2 separate regions of the Homo sapiens genome follow, and region 1 is linked to region 2. The links are chromatin loops, found by intact Hi-C in ENCODE. Cell type or tissue: Caco-2. All regions are shown on one strand. Links, peaks and the distances in the headings refer to the core of each region. The heading gives the core; the rest is flanking DNA.

The links. A loop is a pair of places that touch in the nucleus more often than their neighbours do. Peaks named below come from ENCODE experiments on the same cell type or tissue, not always from the same donor. Only the 100,000 strongest peaks of a DNase experiment are listed, where the experiment ranks them.
Region 1: a loop joins it to region 2, with 2.2 times the contacts of the local background. A loop is called at or near these places in 4 of 110 quality-filtered maps.

The regions. Positions count from the first base shown.
Region 1 is chr17:57,443,456-57,446,362 of GRCh38, reverse strand. The region is part of intron 6 of MSI2 (musashi RNA binding protein 2); the gene reads right to left. Among named protein-coding and RNA genes, the nearest start is that of MSI2-AS1, 160 kb to the left of the region's middle. RefSeq lists a silencer at 2,043-2,112. In Caco-2, for the core only: no CTCF peak of the experiment used is centred there; a DNase peak (open chromatin) is centred at 1,203.
Region 2 is chr17:57,516,367-57,519,273 of GRCh38, reverse strand. The region is part of intron 6 of MSI2 (musashi RNA binding protein 2); the gene reads right to left. Among named protein-coding and RNA genes, the nearest start is that of MSI2-AS1, 91 kb to the left of the region's middle. In Caco-2, for the core only: no CTCF peak of the experiment used is centred there; DNase peaks (open chromatin) are centred at 473, 1,633 and 1,683.

The DNA.
Region 1 (2,907 bases), core at 182-2,681, 73 kb after region 2:
CTGGTCCTGCCACCTCGCTAACCTCATCTCCCCTCATTTGCTCACTGTCGCCAGCTCCCCCTCCTTCCTTCTGTTCCCTGAAGTCACAAAGCTCCTTCTTGCCTTGGCAACTGCATGGGCTGTGCGTTCTCCCTGTCCTTGGATGATCACTTGCCCCAGAGATGCCTCTCTGAAGGCTATGCCTAAATCGACACCCTCACACACACCCCACCCCACTCCCCAGTCCCTCTGCAGCCTAACACTTTCTTCCATTTCCTCTGCACCGATCGGTATCAGTAAGGAGTGTGTTCGTGTATTTGTCTTCTCATTTCCAGTCTGACTCCCCATTAGATTACAAACTTCATGAGAGCAAAGAGCTTGCCGTCTTACTCACCTCTGTATCCCCAATACCCGGAACAGTGCCTGGCAGAGACAGGGCATTCCTAAACATTTGTCTCGTGAATCAACGAAACTCATTCCGTCACAGAACAAGGTTTGCTCTCCTAAGCCCCTAGAATAGCGTTCCATATTCTGAAAAATGGCCTGGTTCTGCTGAAGGAAGCCCAGGAAGCACATAGAACGGGGCACACTTTGGAATTCGGGGAGACACCTCCGGGGAACACTGGTAAGTACTCGGTATGAATTCACAAAAACTAGTTGCATGTTAATATATGCTGCCCCCTCCTTAAACGGCTTATAAACACTGTAATTTTCCTCACTAAAACATTGTCTAATAGAACCAACTCCCCTAATTACAGACGTTTGTATGCATTATAATCTTTATACAATTAAACCTACTAAAAAGAATAAATGATTAAATGCACCCCCCCCCACCGCCCTGTCACTAACCCATCCCTCCCCTAACCACCAAAAAAACAAACAACACAACAAAAGACCCCAAAGGTGCTGAGGATACCATGTTGAGCTGTAGACAGACAAAAGTCCCAGGAAATTGAAATTCAGGCTGACACAGAACTTTGTCACTACAGGAGGTAAAGTCAACTTTCACCTTCAAACCCCAGCATCGGACAGCTCAGCATCTGACTTCAATGTCACATAAAAGGCTTGTATGTACAAAATGTCTCATTTCAGGAGCAAACATCTTCCTTCACACACTTCATCTCCAGACACAAACACGCGGCTTGGTGACCGAAGGAAGCTTTTCTGGGATCATCTCCTAAAAATTTCACAAACGCATTCCTGGCTCGGGGGTATTTACCAGGAAGTCTGCGGCGACTCCTCTGGAGCCAGGCAGGTTTAACTGATAAGTCTCTCTTTGGGACACTGGCAGTGCATCCTGGGGAAAACATCCATCATGGAATTTCTATGAAAAACGCCCAGATATCAGCTACTCTTCCTATGCTAACACTCCACTTTTTAAAAATTCAGCATTGTGAGGAGAAAAGGGGAACTATGCCCCGTGAATGCCAGGAGCTGAGATGGGTCCTCCTGTTTGAGTGCTGAAAGGGCCATCAGCACAAAGCCATGTTATCTAAACCCCTGAAAAGCTGGTGGTTGAAAAGGAAGAGCAGGCAGAGAGGCTTAATTATAGCCACAGAGCGGACACCTCCCCACCCCCCGCCAACCCCGGGCTTTCCTCTGGATGTGCCTTGGAAGGTTCCTTCTCCTACCTGGGCCACCAGGCCTTGGGCAACCAGAATAATCATTTCTGCCCTTCCAGGGACAAAGTTCTCCAGCAACAAAACAGGATGGCCTAGTGGAAAGATCTGTGTCATCTCATGGGCCCACAGTGAAGGGCTCTGGGCATCTTCTCCGTGCTGTGTTCTTTTTTTTTTTTCTTTTGAGACGGAGTCTTGCTCTGTCACCCAGTCTGGAGTGCAGTGGCACGATCTCAGCTCACTGCAACATCTGTCTCCCGGGTTCAAGCAATTCTGCCTCAGCCTCCCGAGTTGCTGGGATTACAGGTGCCCGCCGCCACGCCCGACTAATTTTTGTATTTTTAGTACAGACGGGGGTTTCACCATGTTGGTCAGGCTGCTCTCGAACTCCTGACCTCATGATCCACCTGCCTCGGCCTCCCAAAGTGCTGGGATTATAGGCGTGAGCTACTGTGCCTGGCCCGTGCTGTGTTCTTGCCTGTAAACTAGAGCAGATAATAGAATCTGCCTCCTAAGGCTGCTGACGGTGCACTGTAGACGCTGTGTGAGCAGTGGCTGTCATTATCAGACAAAGGATGCCTAGCCATGTGCAGGAATTCTGCAGGGTCACTCAGGCCTTGGTAATCTTGACCCTAAAAGGCCTCTCGAGTCCTTTCTAAAAAAGGGTTTGGGGTGAGGGGAATGGGGCAGAAGTCAGCAAGCACTTAGGTTCTCCCGTTTCTTGTCTTCTTCCCTGGCTCTGCCCCCATCCACCCCAAACCAAAGATGATGACCGGATGTCAGCTGCAATTCCTGAGAATCCGTTAGGGCATCTGACACAGACACCACTGGACTCAGGAGGAGAGAGGCATCTGCCCAGTTTTTGGTAAGGAAGAAAGCAAAGTGGCATCTGCTGAGGTTTACTGTCCCAGGCACGTTGCCCTGGGTGCTCACCCTGTCCTCAAAAGCCCCTAAGGTAGGGACAATGATGATCCCCTTTTGTCTCTGGAGGAACTGAGGTACAGAGAGGTGAAAAGCTTTGCCCAAGGACACAGCTAGTGAGTGACACGGTTCAGGCTGACCCCCTGACAAGCCTGTCTCACACGGGCAGAGCAAACACATTCAGGGGGCAGGGAGGAGATGGGGTTTTACGTGTCAGCTCAGCCCCTAACTTGCTCTTCGACCTGAGAGACCCCTCCTAGGCACCCAGTGCTCCCCTCTGCAGATGGGAGTTGGTTCTTCCAACCGTGTTCTATGGATCTGTGAGTCACCAAGTTCTAGGGCTTTCCCACTCAAGCAGCCTCTCTCAGCCCCTTTTCCAGGCCTTTCT
Region 2 (2,907 bases), core at 261-2,760:
CATGCACACACCCATACATGGTCCATGCAGTTAAGCCGGGAGCCACACCCAATGCTGTGGGTTTTCTTATTGTGAATGGACTATGCCAAGGGAAGGCCACTAACAGAACCAGTGTGCCCTTGGGGGAGCAGTCCCAGGAGGCCCTATCTCAAGACTAAGCCAGGGAAGGCAGAGTCTCCCGGTGAGAGGTAGGACTGGGTGGGAGCTCCATTCTGGCTGAGCTTGCAAAGCCGTGGGCCCAAGCACCACCCTGGAGAGTGGGGCAGCAGGCTGTCACTGGGGATATCTGAGATGGGGTGTAGAGAGGAGGCGATGAGGGAAGGGGAGAGAGACACTGAGAGAGAGAGCTGTTTGAGGAGCAGCAGTTGGATCCGGCAGGCTTGACAGCTGTCACATGGAAATGGCATCTGGCCTAACGGCCTCTCGTGTGAGGCTCCTTCAAGTGGCGGCTGCTGTGCTCTGGAAATCCAGGCCCGTGTTCAGCACTGATTGTGAGTGCGTGCGTGCATGTGCTGGGGGAGGGGAGTGGCAGGCAGGCTGCTGAACTGCTGAATGCTCCCTTCTCCCCCTCTCCAGCCTCTCCCCATCAGGCCTCACCTACCATGAAAAAGGCCCAAGCCTGCCAGCTCCAGAGGAGAGAGGCAAATCATTTAGGGGAGCACTGATGTGCCGGAACACTCTCTCACATTCCCATTAAACAAATACTAAACTGCTAATTGCCAAAATGGATCTCCACGACTCTGACCGAACCAGGGAAGGGTTTATAATTACCAAGTGTGAAAATGCACAGCCTGTAAATAGCCACCTCATCTGTCCTAATACGGGCTGATATTGATGGGCATGAAATAAACATCAGGACAAATGGAAAAATCATCCACATCTCCTGTGGCCAATGCAGTCTCGGATGGTGACAAGCGTAGCTGCAGCCATACGCCTGGGGAGGGGAGGGGGAGAGGAGAAAGGAGTTTTGTAGGCTTGGAAAATCTTGGTTCCAATCCCAATTTTAATCCCATGGGCCATCTGCACCTTCTTTCTGTCTGGAAAACAGGGAGGGTAAATAACATGGCTTGATAATGGGATGAAGGGCTTGCCTACATTTCAGAAAGGCCAGGGGCCCCAGTGCAGGGAACTTCTGAGGGCATCAGCTTTCAGGACAGGGCTTCAGACATCTTCCACCCTGCTCTCTTTAAGACTGGCTGATGAAAAAAGAAGACTGAGGGAGAGGGAGAGCTCTGCCAAGGTGACACATTTATTCATTAAACTAATATTTATTAAAGCTCTTTTGTCTGACAAACACGCAGAGTTGGTTGCAGAGCACAGATGAAAAAATGTGTGTTTAGAATGACCTTTGGGCTCTCTGACACCCCTGTACTACGGTGCCTCCCCATCCCCCACCATCTCTTTCTGCCACTCTGATGGGAGGTGGACTCTGGTCTGTTGGGTCCCAGAGCCCCACCACTTTTCTTGGCCACAACAGAGGAGGGGCAAGGGGATAAGCCAGAGGTCACGGAGTAGCTGCAGGTTTCCCAAGCCCCAGGCCCTTTTCTCTCCACCAGCCCTTTGAAGGTACCAGCCTTTGATTCCAATGAACTCAGCCAGATCTTGGAGTGCATGTTGGTAACCGAGGGAGAGAGGAAGTTCCATTTGCCTCAGAATCACAGACTCAGGAGTTAGAAGTGACCCAAAGGTCACCTTTCCACTTCCCGCCCAGTACAGGAATCCCTTCTCCAAGACTCCTTTGAACCCTTCGTGGAGCTTCAAAAGCTTGGAGGAGCATCTCTGCCCCGCCCTCTCGGACAAGCTGCTCAGGCCTGAATTCAGCAGCAGTAGCACTTAGATGCCTGAAATAGCAGCCTCCTCTGATCCCCAGCAATTCTGGCACAAGGCAGAATTCTGCGAACTGTATAGCATCAGGCACCCGAATCAGCGCACTCAGCACCACTCAGCCCCAGAGTTTCTTCATGGGGCTTTGATGACATCCAAGGAAGTTCCTGCTCCTTCCCCTTTGGGCTGCCTGGCAGCCAATCTCCCCAATCCCCTTATCCCTAAAGTCATCCCTAGAGTCCCATGGGTTTCCCAGTCCTGGTCCTGACCCAAAGACCCTGTCAAAAATTAGCAAAATGAGGGAAGGTCTGAACTACCGACTGTTTTTAGAGGAATTCTAATTTGCTACTTTTGAATTCCGAAACTGTCTTCAAATAATGGCTAAGAAAATGCTGCTGAGAACAAACTTCAAGTGCAGCAACAGGCTGAGAGATGCAGTCACTGGGCAAAGTTACTTCTTGTTCAGGGAGGATCATAAACTCTTCAAGGCAGAGAGGATAAAAAGGATATGAGTCCAGTCCACTCATTTTCTAGAGGAGCAAACTGGCTGTAAGCAATTCAGCGGGTACAGTTGAAGCCACAGTTACAGAATAAAAGAAACTTGGCATGCCATCACACATCCTGGGTTCAAATCCCACTCCATTTCCACTTACGCATGATCTTGGGCATGGCTTTCCAAAGCAGCTCAGCTTCCTTGTGTGTAAAAGGAACACGTGATCACTGTTAACCTTCACCCCAGCATTGAAAAGTAGAAACTATTGATACAACACGCAGGAAAGCATTTGGCCTGTGGCAAATGACTACCCTATGCTATTACCAGAATGCATTCCAGCCCCGGCATGCACAGATGCTCAACAAATATCTGTTGGATGAGGACTGCATAATGGGATAACAGACTTTGTATTGATAACTACAAAGTTGTGAAATCAGTACGGATGAGTGAGGTTTAACTTTGTAAGTGTACCCGGCTTGATGTACTGTGATGCAATGGGTCGCATGCAAATAAACCATCTTTTGGAAACACAGGGGGAATGGACAAACAAACCATTCCATTCCATTCCTACAATGGAATACAGCTGGTAC